Regions from separate parts of the Homo sapiens genome. Here region 1 is linked to region 2. The links are chromatin loops, found by intact Hi-C in ENCODE. Cell type or tissue: B cell. All regions are shown on one strand. Links, peaks and the distances in the headings refer to the core of each region. The heading gives the core; the rest is flanking DNA.

Evidence for each region. Hi-C counts contacts between places; a loop is a spot of excess contacts. Peaks named below come from ENCODE experiments on the same cell type or tissue, not always from the same donor. Only the 100,000 strongest peaks of a DNase experiment are listed, where the experiment ranks them.
Region 1: a loop joins it to region 2, with 1.8 times the contacts of the local background. A loop is called at or near these places in 5 of 110 quality-filtered maps.

The regions. Positions count from the first base shown.
Region 1 is chr5:171,962,889-171,973,960 of GRCh38, forward strand. All of the region lies in intron 1 of FBXW11 (F-box and WD repeat domain containing 11), which reads right to left. Among named protein-coding and RNA genes, the nearest start is that of FBXW11, 38 kb to the right of the region's middle. RefSeq lists enhancers at 2,877-3,171, 3,150-3,199. In B cell, for the core only: no CTCF peak of the experiment used is centred there; DNase peaks (open chromatin) are centred at 3,063, 5,863 and 6,363; H3K27ac peaks cover 7,168 bases.
Region 2 is chr5:171,906,096-171,917,167 of GRCh38, forward strand. FBXW11 (F-box and WD repeat domain containing 11) reads right to left here. Exons shown (of 14, transcript NM_001378974.1): 3 at 8,248-8,310; 4 at 4,477-4,702. Among named protein-coding and RNA genes, the nearest start is that of FBXW11, 95 kb to the right of the region's middle. In B cell, for the core only: CTCF peaks have their summits at 1,851 (motif pointing left), 2,055, 6,241 (motif pointing right) and 6,446; DNase peaks (open chromatin) are centred at 1,816 and 6,246; H3K27ac peaks cover 2,085 bases.

The DNA of each region.
Region 1 (11,072 bases), core at 1,066-9,065, 57 kb after region 2:
ATGTTAATCATCTCTCTAATGTTATAACCTCTGATTTAGAAATCTGCCTTATTATAGGTTTTCTATAACTCCCCCCACCACCAATCTTTTTATTTAATCCACTTCCCACAGAATCATTACCAGCTTCTTCTCACTCCTGTCATCATGATTGAAGTAATCAAGTTGAGTGGCTGTTCCATTAACCAAAAAACTTATCTGAACTTATATCTATCTGCACATAGTAAAGCAATTAAGACATTCTCTTTATTCTCCAGGAGCTCACAGAAGGCAATCTTAAACTTATAATGTAAATACACATACACACACACACACACACACATATATATATACATACACACACAAATATGAACTTAACCCACCCAAAGGAAGAGGATGCCTGAACTAATTCATAAAGGGTAAGTAGGAGGCAGCCAGGGGAAAAAGAGAAAGACATTCCAAGAAGAATACATAGCATAAGCAAAGCCAAAGAGGTAAAAAATGAAACATCCTATGCAAGTATCTGCAATTAATTTAGCATTAAAATACTTAAGTGTGAGATGAGAAAGGCTTAATTAGAGAGACAGGGAGGGACCAGAGGTCTCTCTATCAAACTTGTGACTTAATCCCGTAGAACAACAGGTCTTAAACTCTGTGCTACAGCCCATCAGTAGTTGGCCCAATGCTTCTCAGCTGTGTCATCCAATTTTACATCAATGTGAATGACTTTTTTTTCTGCAACTCAGCAGATACACAGTTTGTACAATATCTGTCAGAGAGGAATAGAAACAGATCATGCAACACAGAGATGGAGGTGGAGGTGGACAGGGGATGGAGGTTTTTAGATTAAGAGGTAAGGGGTGAAGCATAACATCAAGCCAAAGCCAAGCCAAATCAAGCCAGCAACAAAGAAATATCCCATGTTTTCTAGAACTCGTGGAGAATATTTGCCGCAAACGATAAAAGAAGTCTGCTCAACAGTAACCCAATGACAAAGAGTGTAAGCAGATAGTACAAAAACCAAGGATGTTTTTATAGATATTATATTACGGATTTTGTTAAAGACCAGAGTGTTCTGAATGTGTTAAATTCCTTTAAGTGAGACATCCAAAATTTTAATATTCAAATCACTGCTACAGACAATGATGAGACAGCTATTAAACTGTTTTAAGCAAAGGAATGACCCTTGGCAGCTGCAGCCAAGCATGATTTGCAGAGAAATAAGGATAAGTCTCTTCGAGAATCTATAAGATAGCAGCTCATTTTTGTTTTACAAACAATGCAATTTCTTTCAGATGGGCTACAAAGAGTAGACACAAGAACCAGCACTTACCAACTTTCATACTCAGTCTAGGTCCTTTTTTCTCCCCCCACAAAACTTCCACCAGGCCCTACTGATAGAATATCAAACAAAGAGTGCCATGATAATGATGAAGAAGAGAAATAAAAGATCAATTTCATGGGGTAACCATTTGGCAGTAATGCCCTTTCCACTGGGAATCTCTAGCCATGAGTGAGGACTGGGTCTTGATGAATCAGACAATAGGTGGGCTCAAGGGGAGTACATAACTCCAGCTCTCTAAACCTAGACTTGACAGCTAGAGTCCCCATTCAGTTTCTGCTGAAGACTGCCAAATAAACTAAGCATTAAAGTTAACCCAACTTAGGAATTATCCTATTGTGTCTCATCTCTCAGCCTGTTGCTTTTCAAGAAGCAGCAGTGTTTGTAATTAAAGTAAGGACAAAGCATTCAGAAGAGTCTTCTAAAATTCAGAACCTAGGCTTCCACTATTAATGTCTGATGGCAACCTATAAGAAAGAGCACTCTCACCACCATAAATGCATTGTTTTTAAAACCAAGAATCACAATGTAGCAATCAGGTTGTTAAATAAAAGTTAATTCACGGTTTAAGGCATTTTCTATAACCTTTTATAGAACTGAATATTGGCCCATTACCCTAATGTGCAAAATACTTTCTTTTCCTTATAATGGCATTTTATTATAACAGAATTTGATAGTAAACATGTGACATGTAACCAAAAAGTTTACATTTTAATTCTTAGCAACTGTATTCTAGAATTATGTTCTTGTCATAATATTATATCACAGGGTATATTCAGGCTGGGATATATGTTAAGGGAAGAAAAGGGGATGCAGAGAAGTAGGCAGGAAGGGGAGAAAAAAAATAAGGATGAGAAGAATGAGGAAAACCAAAATTTACTATCTGCCAAGTTTTTAGATTCAAGAACAGCCCAAAAGTAGTGGAATCAGGACTCAAAGTCAGAGGCCAAACTTTGCTTAAACACCACTATAATTTTTTTAATTAATGTCCAAACAATTTTCATCTTGAATTATTCTAAGGTAAGATATTAGAACCCATCCAGGCAAGATGGCTCATGCCTATAATCCCAGCACTGTGGGAGGCCAAGGCAGGAGATTACTTGATGTCAGGAGTTTGAGACCAGCCTGGCCAACATAGTGAAAGCCTGTCTCTACTAAAAATTACAAAAAATTAGCCAGGCAGGTGGCACGCACCTATGATCCCAGCTACTCAGGAGGCTGAGGCACGAGAATTGCTTGAACCCAGGAGGCAGAGGTTACAGGGAGCTGAGATCATGCCATTGTACTCCAGCCTGGGCAACAGAGTGAGACTCTTGTCTTTAAAAATAAAAAAAAAAAAAAAAAGATATCAGTACCCAAAAGCATTAAAACTAAAATGGATCTTCACTGTAATCTCTCTGGTAGAGAGATGAAGGGTAATGTTCTTTTCAAATTTTTATTCATCCATATTTTCCGATTTTTCTCCAATGACCACCTAGTACTCATATTAATACCTTAATAATACCAAGTATAATTTTAAGTGATGACTTATTTTGTTTAATTATAAAGAGTAACTTGACAATTTTTTTTTAATGGGGCAGTTCACAACATATTCATGTAGTTTGGCTCTGTGTCCCCACCCAAATCATATCTCGAATTGTAATCCCCACGTGTCAGGGGAGGGGCCTGGTAGGAGGTGGTTGACTCATGGGGGTAGACGTCCCCCTTGCTGTTCTCGCGATAGTGAGTTCTCACAGAATCTCATTGTTTGAACATGTGTGGAACTTCCCCCTTCTCACCCTCTCTCCTGCATCAGCGTGGTAAGACATGCTTGTTTCCCCTTTGCCTTCAGCCATGATTGTAAGTTTCCTAAGGCCTCCCAATCATGCTTCCTGTTAAGCCTGCAGAACTGTGAGTCAATTAAACCTCTTCTTTATGAATTACCCAGTCTCAGATAGTTCTTTACAGCAGTATGAGAACGGACTAATACACAATTTAAATAAAAACATATTCTTTTACCAGGAATTAATTTTGAGTCCATCTTAAACATCCACAGTTTAAAATGTGTTTAAATGCTCAGTGCTAGAAAAATATTTCACCTAGTGGCCCTTGGAAACATCAAAATCATAATGGTTTATTCCTGAGGAAATCCAAAGGAAAAAAAAAATCATCCTTGTCCACTTTACAACTACCACCCATGATTCAAAAATGTCACCAAGTTTTTCAGAGCTCTTACAGAAGCTGGAGGAGGAAAGAATTAGATGTTTGAGGTGGGAAGTGGAATCTCTATTCTAAGCAGCATGACAGAGAACAGGATGTAACAAAATAATCTATTTCCGGCATAGCCACATGGATCCTCAGTTGTACTAGGACCAGCGTGAGGTTCAGCTGCCAAGGGGGAACAGAATCCCCCAGCAAGCTCAAGGTTAAATCAGTCTGAACCCAATCCCAATGAGGTTTTTCCAAGATCCATAAATCCTGAGCCTGGAGATAATTTAACACCTAAGTACATCTGGGCCTTTGTTGGTTAGCAGCTGTGGTCCAACTAGGAAAGTTGTTCAGGACTAGGGCGAGACCTCTCAACCCTAAGTTTAATCTTTTTCAATAAAAATGTTAAATGACATGAAAATTAACAAAGAAGGATAAATTGGGAGGGGGTACAAAGTGAGTACCCTATGGCTATACCGTACTCATTAACTCTCATACCACCTCTGGCCAAACAAGCAGCTGAGTTTTACAGACAAGAAAAACTAAGGACCACAGACATCAAATCACTTGCCAGAGGTCAAGAATGGCAAAACTGCATTCTATCTGACTCTAAAATCCCTGCTTTCTTCCCTTATCTATAATTGCCCGTCACTTCCTTTACCTGACATTAAACTCCGTAGAGCAGCAAGTTTCCCTGATTTATTTTCAAATTTTATCTACCTGTCACTCATCTATATTGCTGATTGATACAATCTCTGGTATGCAACTCTGCAATACATAGTCAAGACTTGAAACTCATGCACATCATTTGACTCAGCAATTTCACATGTAAGAAATTTTATCAAGGAGACAAAATAAAGAAATGTCCAAAAATATAGCCAAGAAGATGTCATTCACATCACTGTTCATAATAGCAAAGGGAAAATGCTAACCAAAGGGACAGGTTCCACAGATTAGGGATTACCCATAAGACAAACTATTGTGTTTCTGCTAAATAGAAATCATGCTATACGAATATATTTACAGACACTAAAGGAAGTTTAATGCATAGAAAGAAAGTTACAATACACGGAAAGAATTCAAGAAACACTAAGTGAATAAAGGCAACAAACCAGGACTTACATTATGATCCCATGTTCATTTAATAAATATAATATATACATAGGCCGGGCATGGTGGCTCATGCCTGTAATCCCAGCACTTTGGGAGGCCGAGGCAGGCGGATCACCTGAGGTTGGGAGTTCCAGACTAGCCTGACCAACATGGAAAAACCCCGTCTCTACTAAAAATACAAAATTAGCTGGGTGTAGTGGGGTACGCCTGAAGTCCCAGCTACTCAGGAGGTTGAGGCAGGAGAATCGCTTGAACCCGGGAGGCGGAGGTTGCTGTGAGCCAAGATCACGCCACTGCACTCTAGCCTGGGCAACAAGAGCGAGACTCTGTCTCAAAAAAAAAAAAATGCATATATATATATATATATATATATATATACACACACACACACACACACACACACACACACACACATATAAATCTGGAATTAAACACAGGTGATTTTTATTTTATTCTTTTGGGCTGCCATATTTTTTCAGATGAGGCCATACAATTGACAGCTCAAACTTCTCCATTCCCTCTCCTCTGAGCCACCTCTAAACAGAATATTGGCATTTCCACAGTTACTTAGGGATCTTATCATAGCAACTTGCCCCCTGACTGTAGTAGACCATTCTCCTAATGAAGGTGGAGAGCAGGTAGGGTTAGGACAGCTATAAGAATTTGGTTGCCGGGCGCAGTGGCTCACGCCTGTAATCCCAGCACTTTGGGAGGCCGAGGTGGGCGGATCACGAGGTCAGGAGATCGAGACCATCCCGGCTAACACGGTGAAACCCCTCGTCTCTACTAAAAATACAAAAAATTAGCCGGGCACAGTGGCAGGCACCTGCAGTCCCAGCTACACGGGAGGCTGAGGCAGGAGAATGGTGCGAACCCGGGAGGCGGAGCTTGCAGTGAGCGGAGATCAGCCATTGCACTCCAGCCTGGGCGAAAGAGCCAGACTCTGTCTCAAAAAAAAAAAAAAAGAATTTGGTTGCACTTTGAGGTAACAAAGACACTCTCCTCCATTCATTTCAATGCTTCTGGCTTCTAGATAGCTAACAGATGATCTCCAGTCAGAAAACTCCTAAGTATCTTCTAAGTTACTACTTCTAAATATGTGACAGTATATAGTCCATACCGCATGACATCTGAGAGGTCTTCCAGGTGACAAAACTAAAACCCCAATTTGTTTTTTAGACATTTTCTAGGAACTGAGAGACATCTGCTCTCATTTATACTAGTGCCCCTGTCCCCACCCTCAGTTAATCCAACTTCCCCTTCCCTAACATCTAAGACACTAGTGCTGGCTGCATCGCTTCCTGCTCCTTCTACCCACCATCATGAGTCAAAAGACTTTAATCAGAGAATTTCTGGAAATATGTGCACAACGAGATCCTGATTGTCCTCTAATATACCAAGCCAAAATCCTTACCCTACTTTCATTTAACAGAGGGCAAAGTTGACTACGTTTTTAAAAGAACATTAGAACACACGGAAGGGGCCGGGCGTGGTGGCTCATGCCTGTAATCCTAGCACTCTGGGAGGCCGAGGCAGATGGATCACGAGGTCAGGAGTTTGAGACCAGCCTGGCCAACATGGTGAAACCCTGTCTCTACTAAAAAAACAAAAATTAGCCAGGCGTGGTGGCACATGCCTGTAACCCCAGGTGCTCAGGAGTCTGAGCCAGAAGAATCATGTGAACCCAGGAGGCAGAGGTTGCAGTAAGCTGAGATCACGCCACCGCGCTCTAGCCTGGGCAACATAGCGAGACTCTGTCCCCCATCACCCCCCAAAAAAAAGAATGTATGGAAGGGAAAACTTTTTCTCCTGATGTAATGAACATTCTCATTTTTTTCTAAGAAGAGATACCACTTTCTGGAAGATGACCTGAGAAATGTATCTTCTCTCAATAAAGGTTTGACCCAATTATAGTCAGACTACATCATATTTCTATTTTATCTTTTTCATTTTAAACTGCTTAGTCATTTAAAAAAGTTTACTAAACATCAAGTATACTAAATGCTTTGATAGACAAAAATTCTCAAAACTATATATTCTGGTATTAAAAATTATTTCTGCAAATAAAGCCATATTGCTTAAATTATTTCCTGGTTTGCTAAACGGAAAAAGATGGCTAAATTCCTAAAGTATGAAACATTTTAAATAAATGCAGTTCCACTGCCTTCAAGAGTATTAAAACTTAACTAGCAGCTTTTTTTGTTTTTGTTTTTCAGACAAAATTGCGCTCTGTCACCCAGGCTGGAGTACACTGGCATGATTTCGGCTCACTGCAACCTCTGCCTCCCAGGTTCAAGTGATTCTCATGCCTCAGCCTCCCGAGTAGAGCTGGGATTACAGGTGTGCACCACCACACCCAGCTAATTTTTTCTATTTTCAGTAGAGACGGGGTTTCACTGTGTTGGCCAGGCTGGTCTCAAACTCCTGGCCTCCAGTGATCTGCCCACCTCAGCCTCCCAAAGTGCTGGTATTACAGGAATGAGCAACCACGCCTGGCTTAATTAGTGGTATTTTTAACATCTTTTGTAGACTTAACACTTCCAAAGACTTTGAAAGTCCATCTAACATGCTACTTGTCTCATTGAGAGCTCTGAAAAAGTACCTGCAGAATAAAAGTTGGCCCTGTTAAAAAATCTTTTGAATTCTGCTATGTTTTGGCTTCATGTCCCCACCCAAATCTCATCTCCCATTGTAATCCCTCGAAGGAGGGACTTGGTGGGAGGTGACTGGATCATGGAGGCAGTCTCCCCCATTCTGTTCTTGGTATAGTGAGTGAGTTCTCAGGAGATCTGATGGTTTTATGAGTGTTTGACAGTTCCTCCTCTCTCACCTGCCACCATGTAAGACATGCCTGCTTCCCCTTCCACCATGCTTCTAAGTTTCCTGAGGCCTCCCAGCCATGCAGAACTGTGAGCCAATTAAACCTCTTTTCTTAATATTTATAAACCACCCAGTCTCGGGTAGCTCTTTATGCAGTATGAGAACAAACTAATACAAATTCAAACCTTACATCATTTAAACAAGCCCTCTACTATTTTATAAACACTACTCATTTCTTGAATACATACAACATTTATTTTCAAAGACTTAACAGGCCCCTACACCAAATAAATACATGTTCCAAGTTAGTAGTGTTTTAATTTTATATACATACGCCCACACAGAGATTTGGAAAACAATGGTAATAAAAATTTTGCTTCTTTAGCTAAGAACAGCATGAAAAGCGAGTTGTCAAAGATAATAAAGTGGCACATTTTATCATCCCTTAATTTTACAGTAAAGTTTACACTTGCTCTTCTTCATATAGTTCATTGTTCTTATATCCTAAGCTGACCTTGGTTTCAAATAAAAATAAAATGTGTGCCTTACAGTCCACTGGGCTCTAAGAAATTAATTTGTCTTTCAGGCAGGGGCTAGGACAGCCTTAGAGTAAGGGACTCCTGCTGCTTGCTGCACAGCAAGGATGTCTTTGATTCCCTTCACATTGTTTGAATCCTGCAGGCAACTGGAAAAGGGGAGTTCTCACGACTTGAAGCAAGGAATTTCGCTAAATGCTGGAGCTGAAAGGGACCTTACAGACTTTATAGACCATTTTGTCCATGTTCTTAAAATATTTTTCTAGTCTAGTTCCTCTAAATCTCTCACACTGTGCTGTCAGTACACACCACTTGAAAGCACCCAGTCTTAACAGCAGATAGTTATGGCTTAACACCTGCAACAATAAAGTCAATCTATAGGTTTACAGATGCTTTTTGCATGTGTACACATGAATATGGACAGAAAACAACACTCTGGAACTTCTCACAAAGGAATATATTTATCATCTAAGGTTACAAAAGTCTTATAAACTACTGCAGAAACAGAGTACTACTATTACAAGCAGAGTCTCATCTGTGCCCCTCCTTTAAGACCCTTTTTCCATGCGTTGTATGTAACTTTACCCCTGACTTCATCTTTTTGTCCTATTTTTCCTTTCATCTTCATTTTCCCACTTATTTTGTTTTTAATCTTCCTACACTGTATATGTCACTGTAATCACTCAAATCCTTTTTCTGAAATAAACTAAGGTTTCTGTATATGTTACCAGCAGCAAAAGTCATTACGTTTTTGCAGGCAGTGAGGAGGAAAAAAAAAAATTTATTACATTTTTGAACTGAGAAAAAGGGAAAAGTTGAAAATTAACAACTATAGGGAGGCTGGGCATGGTGGCTCACACCTGTAATCCCAACACTTTGGCAGGCCAAGGAGGGTGGACTGCTTGAGCACAGGAGTTCAACACCAGCTTGGGCAACACAGTGAAACCTTATCTCTACAAAAGATACAAAAAATTAGCTGGGCCTGGTGGTGTACAACTGTAGCACCAGCTACTCAGAAGGCTGAGGTGGGAAAATCACCTGAGCCTGGGAAGTCGAGGCTGCAGTGAGCCGAGATTGTGTTATTGCATTCCAGCCTGGACAGCTCACACCTGTAATCCCAGAATTTTGGGAGGCTGACACAGGAGAATTGCTTGAGCCCAGGAGTTTGAGACCAGCCTGGGCAACACGGTGAAACCCTGTCTCTACAAAAGATACAAAAATTTAGCTGGGCGTGGTGGTGTACACCTGTAGCACAGCTACTCTGAAGGCTGAGGTGGGAAAATCACATGAGCCTGGGAAGTCGAGGCTGCAGTTAGCCGAAACTGTTACTGCATTCCAGTCTGGACAGCTCACACCTGTAATCCCAGAATTTGGGGAGGCTGAGGCAGGAGAATTGCTTGAGCCCAGGAGTTTGAGACCAGCCTGGTCAACACAATGAGACCTCGTCTCTACAAAAATAAATAAATAAATAAATAAATAAATAAATAAATAAGCCGGGTGTGGTGGCGCACACCTCTGGTCCCAGCTACTAGGGAAGCTGAAGTAGGAGGATCGCTTGAGCCCCGGAGGTCAAGGCTACAGTGAGCCAAGATCATGCCACTGCACTCCACCCTGGGCAACAGAGTGAGACTCTGTCTCATAAAAAAAAAAAAAAAAAAAAAAAAAAGTTAAAACTATAGGACTAAAACTTTTTTTTTTTTGAGACAGAGCCTCACTCTGTCACCCAGGCTGGAGTGCAATGACGCGATCTTGGCTCACTGCAACCTCCGCTTCCTGGCTTCAAGTGATTCTCCTGCCTCAGCCTCCCAAGTAGCTGGGATTACAGGCGCCCACCACCACACCTAGCTAATTTTTGTATTTTTAGTAGAGATGGGGTTTCCCCATGTTGGCCAGGCTGGTCTTGAACTCCTGACCTCAGGTGATCCACCCACCTCGGCCTCCCAAAGTGCTGGGATTACAGGCGTGAGCCACCGTGCCTGGCCAGGACTAAAACTTTAATACCAGTTGTTAGTGCCATGAAATGTGTCATCATTGACTTTGGCAAACTAACAACCACCTGTGGACATTCCAGCAGCCAGGTTATTGCTTCACCATCTATCATAAATAAACTGTGTAGGCTTTAACTCAGAAGAACGCATATGCACAGAAGTACTGTGCTTTCAAGGACCACTTACTTGGAAAGAATACAGAATATCACAAAAGAGAGAGTACTGTGGCACAGTGGAAAGATCACAGGTTTGTTTTGGGTTTTATTTCATTCTGTTTTTTAATTGAGGCAAAAACACACTGAACTTGAATCTAACCAGCCTCTGATCTAGCTAAAATTTATAAGAAATACAAAGAGGAACAAAATATGTAGACCAAATGAGAACATAATCTGCAACACCCAGAAAGTGGGAAGTTATACAGAACAAATAAGCAACCTAGCTTCTTCAATAAATAAATGGCAAGGAAAAAAAGATGGGAGAGGCGATTTTTATAGATTCAAAGAGATATAAGAAACTATTCACTATAAGCAATCTGTGACCTAAGTCTGGATCCTGAATTCAAAAGACAAGCTAATGCAATAATTTGAGGAAAGCTAAAGACAAATTCCAATAGAGGGCATCCTACAATGTACCTGAGTGGTACTCCTCAAAACAGTCAAGGTCATAAAAAAAGAGGACAGTCTGAGAAACCATAACAGCCAAGAGCAGCTTAAGGACACACAACAGCAAAGTGTAAGGATGGTATCCTGGATGAGATCATAGACCAGAAAAAGGACATTAAGTAAAAACTAAGGAAATCTGAATAAATCTTGGACTTTAGTTAATAATAATGCATCAATACTGGTTCATTGATTGTAACAATGTATCACACTAACATAAATGCTAATCATAATGAAAACTGGGGAGTGTTGGGGAGGTAAGGGGGATTGAGAATTCTGTACAACCTACTCAATTTTTCTGTAAGTTTCTGTAAATCTAAAACTGTTCTAAAAATAGACTATTAATTTAAAATATATTTATGAAACAGGCAAATATGAACATTATTTGATATTTAAAAATTATTAGTTTTTTAGATGCAAATAATGGAATGATATATATGTGTGTGTATGT
Region 2 (11,072 bases), core at 1,245-9,244:
CAATTAAATGCCCTTGACTACAACCAGTTTTAACACAGCTGCTTAGATCATACAATTACAGAAACTTTTATTATTTTAGAAATGCATTTCAAAGAGCAGCTGCAAAGAAACTTCCTTTCCCACCCACCCGTGTTATCCCTTCCCCCTCCCTAGTCACAAATCTAGTTGTAAAATCTGAAGTTCTAAACGTTTTAAAAGAAAACAATGCAATTGCTAACAGCAACAGTCCCTCAACGGATGCCTTTCACTTGGAAAACACCAACCTAAGGTTTCAGACAGAAATGAAGTGAAAAGAAGCTCAGGTCACAAAGTCTAACATCTTTTTTCCATAAAACACCCAGGAAACAAAACAACAAAGTGACAGACACCTATATGATGTCAGAATGAATCAATTCGGGAATCAGTGGGTGAATAATTAAAATTTCCTACCAATAAATCTTACTACCTCTGGAGAAGCAGGTGTTTCCTGCCTCTCTGGGCTTTTTCTTAAGCTGCCATCCTCAGAGTACCCAATAGATGCCAGGCATATTATAACATATTATCATTAATCCTCACACAATACCCATAAAGTATTACTATTATTCCCACACAGAGGAGGAAACTGAGGCTCCAGAAAGTGGGACCACACAGCTGTAAAGTGTAAGGGCTAGGATTCAAACCAAGGGCCTGTGTGACTCCAGCACCCATGCTTTTTCCTGTCACGCTGCTCTGGCCGTGTACCCATCCTAAAGCCTTATCTACGCTCTGTTTCTTCCACATCTCCTGGGACTTTTAATCTAATCTCTGTCACATTTATGGTCCATAATGGCTTATCATCCTTTCTTGGGGATAAGACAATTGAATAAACCAGGGCCAGACAGCCAAGTGTTTCAAAACTCTTAATTGCTTAGACACCTCAACAAACCGATCACCAATGCTTATCATCCTTTTTGAAGTACAATCTGTCCCTACTTTACATGGTATGAATTTTCCCATTAACAACAGTTCTTACAAACCGCAAACTCAGCCTGCAGAAATTGACATTGCAGACTAAACATTTACTATGATTTTTAGAAAGGCATATCATAATTATCACTTTTTCCACTGAGCCAAAAGGAGCCAGAGACCACAAACATTTTCCATTTTCCCTATACTGACAGGTATGATATTCACAGCAAGCATTTAAAAGCTATAATTATAATTTTTACAGAATTAATGGTTTTCACAATCAAATGAAGTCGTAAGTTGACTGTCAATTTCAATAGTGTAAAAACCTCAAACTCAAGATGATGTACAGTAAAAATGAAACACCAAACTAGTATAATGATTCATAAGTTGCTCCACACATTATTAAATCTAAGTATGAACATGGACACAGACCTGTTTCTCCTGTGATGCTCTTAAAGCAGAGTCTGTGTTAAGGAACTAATGCCATGTTTAATCTAGGTCTACTAGATACTAACTAACACAATCAACTTGGCCAGCTCGTCCTCAGCTATTAGATTCATATGTATGATATACACTGACATATGTATATATGTTCAGATCAAGTCCTGTTAAAACAAATAGCATTTTAACTAAAGTATTTCCATGTCCCAGCCAATGGTCCATTCATTTCATGTAATATTCAATACCACAAAATTCCACTTTAACAGAGATATGGACAATGCCTTAACATTCGCTGTAATGAAAACTGAATTGTATGCAATTATACTAACCATATTTATATACATAACACATGTTCATCTGTTCTGCTTCTTCTCCAAGGCTGTATACTCCCTAAGAGATGGGGTTGCCTCTGAACTATACTCTGAAAAATCAAGAGAACTTCAACAGTGCCACCTTGTGGCTACTCTGCAAATACAAGGTGAGTTCCCTGGCCCTCTAAAACGTTTGAGAAGCAAATTACAGGGAAGAAAATAAAACCAAAACGGTGGAAAACAAACAATAAATTGAATTGCTTGAGAAAAATGAAGGCATCCTCTCATCAGTTAAAATCACTTATGAGGGACAAATACAATCACCAACTTAAAAAAAGACTCTGTCTTTTCTTGGTGTGAGATGCAGTCTGATTCTATAGGTTTCTGGGTTTGAGTTCTGCACATACAGAGAAGCTGCATCATATGTACATGCCTCATCTTACTTCCATTCACCTGTAATTCTCTCTCACGCAATCAAAAGCATGTCTCCATCTCCCCCTCCCTGGATCCCTCCCTCATAATTAAAAGTGAGAATTATTGAACTGAGTTGTAATCCTTACATTCAGTACTTGGGGCCAATTTAAGGAATTTTCCTTAGCCGTTGTACTAATTTTTGAACCAACCCCTACCATCATTCACATCACCACCACTATAATCAAGATGTGTGATTCTGGGCATCTCACCCAATTAACTTCTCCTTGGCTTCCTAATCTACACAATGAAAAACAGGACTAAGTGATGGCTAAGATCCCCTTCAGCAATTAAATAGTATGATTCTAGAAAGAGAGGATTTACGTTTTGCTTTCCTAGAGATTCTAATGGAAGAAATGAGCAAGTCATGCTAGATTTCAGCATAAAAAGAACGGCAGTGTCAAATTTTTCTAAGCTAACTCTCAAATATCCTTAAAACTCCCATTGTAGAAGGTAAACTTACACGTTTTGGAAGAGAGATTAGAAATCAGAAGCTGGTTTGTCAATTTGCAGCCTCAGGTTTCAGGCCTGAGGCCTGAGCCTGGGTCTTGTTTGCTGTGGAAGTACTTAGAACATGAGTCTTGTTTGCTGTGGAAGTACTTAGAACACGGAGTCCTGATGTTCTATAAATCACAGATAGGCTAAGGGAGGAGCTACTCTTTAAGAAGCTATCCTGTAGCTCTGACAAGGGCTAGGGTTGTGGTAATGGTACTGGCTCATCCCTGGCTACTTCTAGGCTTATTTTGACATGGCAATTTTAACCACACACTACACTGGCCACATCAGAGGAAAACATTCTGGCCAGCATTCTCTATAGGAGTGAAATCTCTATATCTTACCTAGCCAAATTTAAATTGAGAATTTTTTAAAAAACAATATAGAAACAGAAAAAAATTCATGATTAATCATATTCAAAGGGGAGTTCAGCACAGTGGTGCATGCCTGTAGTACCAGCTACTCAGGAGGCTGAGGTAGGAGTATCACTTGAGCCCAGGAGCTCAAGGCCAGCCTGGCCCACACAGCAAGATGCCACCTCGTTGAGAAAAACAAAAAGGTGGTACAGAACACAGCAAATTTTAAATTATTTTTTAAAAATCAAAGGGAAATAAATAGGTGGAGCACAGTGAAACCATTCTGTAGGAGACTCTTAAGGCAGATATATGTCATTAGACATTTGACCAAACCCACAAAATGAATAACAGCAAGAGTAAACCCTAATGTAACCTATGAATTTGGGGTAATAATGATGTGTCAGCTTAGGTTCATGAATTGTAACAAATGTACTGCTCTGCTGTGCAATGCTGATAGTGGGGCAGGCTGAGGGAACGGGTTATGTGAATATGGGAATTCTCTGCATTTTCCCTTCAATTTTGATCTGAACCTCAAACTGCTCTAAAAATATAAAGTCTACTTTTAAAAATCAAAGTAAATTTAACCAGATGTGTGTGTGTGTGTGTGTGTGCACGTGCGCGCGTGCATGTACACACCTATGTGTGTATGAGACATATATGGGAAGACAGTAGTGAGGGAGAGGATGCAGAAACAGCTTTTGAGAAATATAATAAAGACATGCTACCAGTTTTCCCAATGTATTTTTGCCATTCCTTAAGTGCCACTTCAGATACAAATGAATGCCCTAAACTTTTGGGACACTTCCCAAACATACAAACTATGTTTGAAGGGAAAAGAGTACCAGTTTTTTTAAAATTACATACAAAGGCAAAGTGCAGACTCTAAACTACATCAAAATAAAAAGCATATCATTAACTCATTCAACAGACCAAATGAAGCAACAGTTATGACCAATAATGAACACTTTTTTTTTTTTTTTTTTTTTGAGACAGAGTCTCGCTCTTGTTACCCAGGCTGGAGTGCAGTGGTATGATCTCGGCTCACTGCAACCTCCACCTCCTGGGTTCAAGCTATCCTCCCACCTCACCCTCCTGAGTAGCTGGGATTACAGACATCTGCCACCACCCCCGGCTAATTTTTGTACTTTTAGTAAAGACAGGGTTTCACCATGTTGGCCAGGCTGGTATCAAACTTCTGACCTCAAGTGATCCACCTGCCTTAGCCTCCCAAAGTGCTGGGATTACAGCTGTTAAGCTACTGCGCCTGGCCAGGAATGAACATTATTAAAGATACTGCCTATATTTCCTAGATAGATACTAAATTATAATTCCTCGAGTTCCATATATTAAAGTATGCGTCCCAAAGAAATGCTGCCTCACACAGTACTCATTCAATCATTTCATAAATATCCACCTAGGTCCTTGGGCCGGGCATTCTTCAACTGCTCAGCTTTTGAAAAGACAAGTACAGTTACCTGGTAAAGCGGTAATAAAGTCCCGCTGCAACATGGGCTTCAGGTAAGAGTTAATATGTCCATGCTGATAATGACACATTCGTGAAATAAGATGTTCCACAAATTCCACTTGATCTGATTCAGACCACTGGTCAAAATATTTAATACACAAGTCTTTTTCTTTTTGATAGTTTCCTTCTGATGGCCTCTTTCTGGAGACGATCACAGATGATGTTCCATTACTTATCTATTTTAGAAAAACAAAAAAAAAATTAGTTTAACAAGGAAAGAAACCTAATTAATATTTCATTAGAAATATTTTTCACCCTGTGTATTTAATCTTAAAATGCCACTTTTACCCTAAAGCCAAACTCATTCCTTTACTAATTCATTCAGGAATTAAAAATGTATTCAGGGTCTGTGTCCTCAAATTAGTCACTACAGGAAATGCCAAAATTGTAGCTATTTCTAAAAGGCACCTTAAATTATCATTTTCCAATGCTTACTACAAAATGATGCTCCAAAGGTATATACTGGGTATCTCTATACACGGGATATATATGAATTATCATCTCCAAAGATAGCTAATGCTGGAGATAACCATCTTAGAGAAACTGCTCAACTTGGCAAAGTGGCAACTGATTATTAACAGTTTGTTTTACTTCCTCAAAGTTCAAAGTTAATGCTACATACATTTATGCTAATGGTTCTCAAACTTGAGCTAGCATCAGAATAACAGGAGGGATTGTTAAACACACAGATTGCTGGGTCCCACCCTAGAGGTTTCGGTTTTATTAGTCTGGAGTGGAGCCCATGAATTTCTATTTCTAACAAGTTTCCCAGCAATGCTGATGCCACCCGTCCAGAGACTACACTTTAGGGACCACATGTTGAGAACCACAGGTCTATATAACAAAGATAAGCTGTGTTGTGTTGAAACCTGAAAGCAATTCAATCCAAAAAGCTTCATTTTACCCAACAGTTTCAATCTCCTCCATACTTTCCCAGGGCTACTAATCTGGCAGAACGGTTTAGACTTTCCCATCCTTCTTTTGATTACCTTCTCAGAAAGTGACCCAAGGTAAATAAACCATGTATACCTGAAAAGCTCTGCATCTTACGTAGGTGGTTTATGGACAACTCACAGACTCTTATACTAACAATGCATTTCTCATCAAATCTTCCTACAAGTCCTTACATAAAATCAGTACATATTTTTTAAAACTGAAACTACATACACTGCATCTGGACAGTAACATTAAAAATAATCTCAATCACTAGACTCAAACCACAACTACTATGAAGTGCAGTAACCTCCCTGTCTAAAAACAAAATAACCTCAATACTTTTGTCAAACATTTGTCAAGCTATCTATTGACCACTATTCTGACAGCCTCCTCATACATAATACCAGAAAAAATAACACAAAAGATAATTCTAAGAACTGAAGAGCTGAATTACAAATACCTATTAATTCCGTTAGGAACTTATCTCAGGAGTCTTACATGGAATGAACCAAGAGCTTTCACTATCAGTATGTCCCCTAACTTAAAGTGGACTAAATCCATCCCAGAGAAAACATCCTTTATAAATATCCAAAGGAGTCTTCAGTTTTCCTTCACACAAAATCTTGTCTGAAGTTCTTATGTCCATATTTAGAGGTATGAGATGGGAAGGCATCTATCTTCCACTCAATTTATCCTAGCGCCCCACTGTCGAGGAATGTTTCTTCCCTTGTATCTTGGGTGAGGAAAAGCTCACTGACACCAGGTACCACCAGGGGGAAGCATTGAACAAGGATTTTGAAATTTTGCTTTTACTAAGACATTTGAGTCTTAACAGATCCAAAAAATAAGAGTTCAAAACAGAGATGAAAAGTCTTTGCTGTGATGAATATTGGCAAGAATAAGGGGCATCTAAGTTGCTTTAAGCATAAGAATGTCCACCACAATATAACAAGGAAAAGTTAGAAATAACTGCCCAATTACAGGCAACTATTTAAAACAAATTCTAACTCATCACCATTAAGAGCTATAATGTAAGCCACTAAAACTAGCATATAAAGTAAGATTTTGGCCAGGCATGGTGGCTCATGCCTGTAATCCCAGCACTTTGGGAGGCCAAGTTGGCTGGATCACTTAAGGTCAGGAGTTCGAGACCACTCTGGCCAACATGGTGAAACCCTGTCTCTACTAAAAATACAAAAAGAATTAGCCAGGCATAGTGGTGGGCGCCTGTAATCCCAGCTACTCAGGAGGCTGAGGCAGGAGAAATGCTTGAACCTGGGAGGCGGAGGGTGCAGTGAGCTGAGATTGCACCACTGCACTCCAGCCTGGGGTGCACAGCAAGACTGCGTCAAAAAAAAAAAAAAGTAATATTTTTATAGCAACAGAACATGCTTATGAAATAATATCAAGAAACAAAAGGCAAGATCCAGGATTTTATAAAACATTATGATCACAGTAATTCATGACAAGGGGAACACACCATGACAGAGTAAAGGATATACATCAAAATCTCAAAAGTGCCTTATCTTAAGAAAAAAAACTATGTATGCTTTCCTTCCCCCTTTATTTCTATATTTGATTCCAAATAACTTGCCAAAATAATGGTTCATAACAGGTTAAATATAATGATAACAACTTGCATTTGTGTACTGCTTTATAATTTACAAAGTACTTTCACAGCCATTAATTCATTTGATAAACAAAAGTGTTATTTTATTTACAGATAAGTTCCTAATCATCTGGCCTCCCTAGAGTGTTTGTATAACTATTAACTAGTTGACTGAAAGATAAATGAAAGAAAAACTGAAAGCTAAAGTGTGAAGAACCACTGCCAATTGAAAAATCATAGTAAATGAAGAGCATCCCACTGCAAAATAATAAACGTGGAGGGTACAAAACTCAGTCTGTACACAGTGTTAAGAAGAAAATAACAGCATGTGCACTATTCTATAGCACATTTTCAATATGCTATTTCCAGCCACGTGCTCAGCCCAGCAAGCTCTTCCTAGCATTGTTTTTCTTTGCTTCATTTCCTCTTAAATGTGTTGGATGCACTTTGTTCCTGCTAACTAATCTATCTTTTCAGTTTCAAATCAAATGAACCCAGAGAATTTATTTTTACATTATTATCTTCAGATTTAGATTTGTTTTGCTTTTAATCCTGTCTTCATGAAGGGGAAAGCCATGTGTACCAGCATGGTTGATAAACCACCAAATCGTGAAACTTTGCTTGCTCCCCAAACCCCCAACCACACACACATACACACACACACACACACACACACACACACACACACACACACACACACACACACACAACCTGGGAAATTGGGAAGAAAACTGGCAAACCTTAAACTAGAGCCAAGGGAGAAGGAGACAAGCTTAAAAGGAAAAGGCAAACCAATGGAAATGGGAGAGAAGAGTAAAGGTTGAGAGCAAAAGGAGAAAAGGTCATCCATGTATACACTGGTGTGTGGCATGGTGCCATTCTGGTGACAAAGGATGCCATCACTGTCCATCTTTGGCTTAGGCAGAGGCCACAGACAGAACATTTTAGGCTACAGCCAACTTCAGAATCTTTGTGGAAACTCCAAAATTATTTAGCATATTTGTAATGACAATTCCCTATGGAATGAAGATAAATTAGGGTGGATTCTGAAACTAGCAAAACTGCACAAAAGAAAACAAAATGCTTGGCTCTTGATTCCACTGAGGACATTAACTGAGGGAGCATCCTATCTACAGTAAGTCAGTTGCTATCTAATCTGTGCGCCGTCATTCCTACCTGCCAAAGAGTATTTTTCTTTGGGGACTCATCTTCATTTTGATCTTCCATAACTGAAGTGTTCTAGGGGGGGAAAAACAGGTTATTTGAATTATACCAAGTTTTGCAAATCCTAAATAACTACAATAAATAATTTTGAAAACCCAAACTAGAGTGTACCAATACAAACCCAAGAACTATTTGGCTTTGTGGCTAACACATGCCATTTTGGGTCAAGGGAGATGTGCTCATCTTTCATAAATCGATAAAGTTAGTGGTTAGACAAAAGCAAGCATAAAGTCATTATTTACAAAGGTTGGGTGTGCTTAGAAAAAAAGGCTAAATTGTGGGAGTAAGGCTGAGGCTCAACCTCCGTCATCACTGTTTTTGTACTTGTGACAAGAAATTCCAAAGACCCATGAGGTTTCCGATGATTGCACAAAACATTTACTAGAAGGTCTGCTATTCAGTAATGCACCCCAAGGAATCCGCAATTAGAAGTAGCAAAGCCTTGGAAGCCCCCCTGCCTTCGTCTTTCCTCCCCTGATAGCCTTGTTTTTCTGGAATGGCTTTGCAATCTCTGCTAGCAAGCATAGCGGGTGCCCCAACCTTCTCCCTGAAGAGGAGGATGCTGTTAGCCAGTAACAATCTGGCTTGCCTTGGGAATGCATTAGCTTTTGATTTTTGTGCTTACTGCACAAAGAGGTACTGTGTAATTATTCTTTCTGGTGATCCAGTCGCTCAATAGATGCCCATTAACTAGAGATTATACATGATTGGATTTTCCCTTTTGAAGCTCCCACCTAATGGCTAAATGGAAACTTAATGAGAAGGGGAAGTGGGCTAGTTGTGCTCTGAAAAGAGTAACAACTCATTTATGGATAGCAGTCTCTCTAAATTCCTTCCAAAACCTAAAATTATAAGACTGGGGTATAAAATTTAAACAACATTTGTCTCATAGTATTATTCAAAAGGATATTATAGATCTATTTAAGGTATCAGTGTTTTACAAGATCCTGTTTGTTGTCTTTAGGGAATAAGCCTCTCTCAAATTTTCCCTATTTTTCCTTTATGTTCTACAAGTCCTAAAATGTTTGGACTATTTATACAGTATTTCCAAACAATCCATTTGAAAATACCAATGTAGGTAATGATGTAAGAATCACCACTGAACACTAGCTGCTCTACAGGTCACAAAACTGGCTCTGATCAGGAATGCAGTATGATGGAGTAGGAAAGTCAAAGGCTTTGAAGCCAAAGAGAAGTTGGATTCCTGATTTGGTCACTCATTCTGTGTGTGTGTGTGTGTGTGTGTGTGTGTGTGTGTGTGAGCCTGAGCAAGTTCTTTTACCATGGGAACAAATACAAACACACAGAGTTGTTGTGGGGATGGAGACTGCCCTACACAATGCTTAGTGCATAATGGGTATTCCAAAAAACATTACTTCACTCTCCGATTTGAAGATGCTACTTTTCACTGTGGCATTATTCACAACAGCAAAGACTTGGAACCAACCCAAATGTCCATCAATGATAGACTAGATTAAGAAAATGTGGCACATACACACCACGGAATACTATGCAGCCATAAAGAAGGATGAGTTCATGTCCTTTGTAGGGACATGGATGAAGCTGGAAACCATCATTCTCAGCAAACTATCGCAAGGACAAAAAAACAAACACTGCATGTTCTCACTCATAGGTAGGAATTGAACAATGAGAACACTGGAGACACAGGAAGGGGAACATCACACACTGGGGCCTGTCGTGGGGTGGGGGGAGGTGGGGGGATAGCATTAGGAGATATACCTAATGTAAATGACGAGTTAATGGGTGGAGCATACCAACATGGCACATGTATACATATGTAACAAACCTGCACATTGTGCACATGTACCCTAGAACTTAAAGTATAATTTAAAAAAAAAATGAGAAAAAAAAAAAAAAAGATGCTACTTTTCCCCTGTGTTATCTTCTTATGCTTTTCTAATTTCAGAGATTTTGACAGGATGCTCCAGATGGCCGCCTATGGGGAAAACCTGACTTTCTCAGTAAAATCTTATAAACCCCACAGCATCAAGGTCCACAATGAGGGAGAGGGACAGGAGGGTGGGGCTCTATGTGAAAATCAACCATGAGCTAGAGAGGAAGGCAGTGTGTCCAAGAGTCCAAAACAGGACTGGAGTGGTGAAAGCAGTAAGTAATTCTGAATGGGATGAAGAACAAGGAAACAAAGGTAGTATTTATGGAGGTCTCTCCATGTAATCTTTTCATTGCTATCTTGAAGGGACCTAAGAGTTTAAAGCAAGCAGGTTTCCTCAGGGGAATAAAGAAAGGGGGAGCAGTGACTCAGTACAGCATCCCCTGAGTTTGGTAGTTACAAAGCCGTCTTGCAAGGCCACAATGTCTGGGTTCTAAGAGTGGTAAGGAGAACAAATGGCTGGAAACATGAAAGGTGGAGCACGGAAAGGAATGAGGAATTAAGTGGAAGAGAGATGGGAAGTCAGTCCCCACCCCATGTCTCCAGGTACTGCAGAGGAAACATATGAGGGATGTATATATGGTTTTGTTTTGTTTTCTGTTTTTTGTGGGGTTTTTTTGTTTTGTTTTGTTTTTTAAATACGGAGTCTTGCTCTGTCGCCAGGCTGGAGTGCAACGGTGTGATCTCAAATCACTGCAACTTCCACCTCCCGGCTTCAAGCGATTCTCCCGCCTCAGCCTCCCAAGTAGCTGGGACTACGGGCACACACCACCATGCCCAGCTAATTTTTGTATTTTTAGTAGAGACAGGGTTTCACCATGTTGGCCAGGATGGTCTCGATCTCTTGAACTCGTGATCTGCCCGC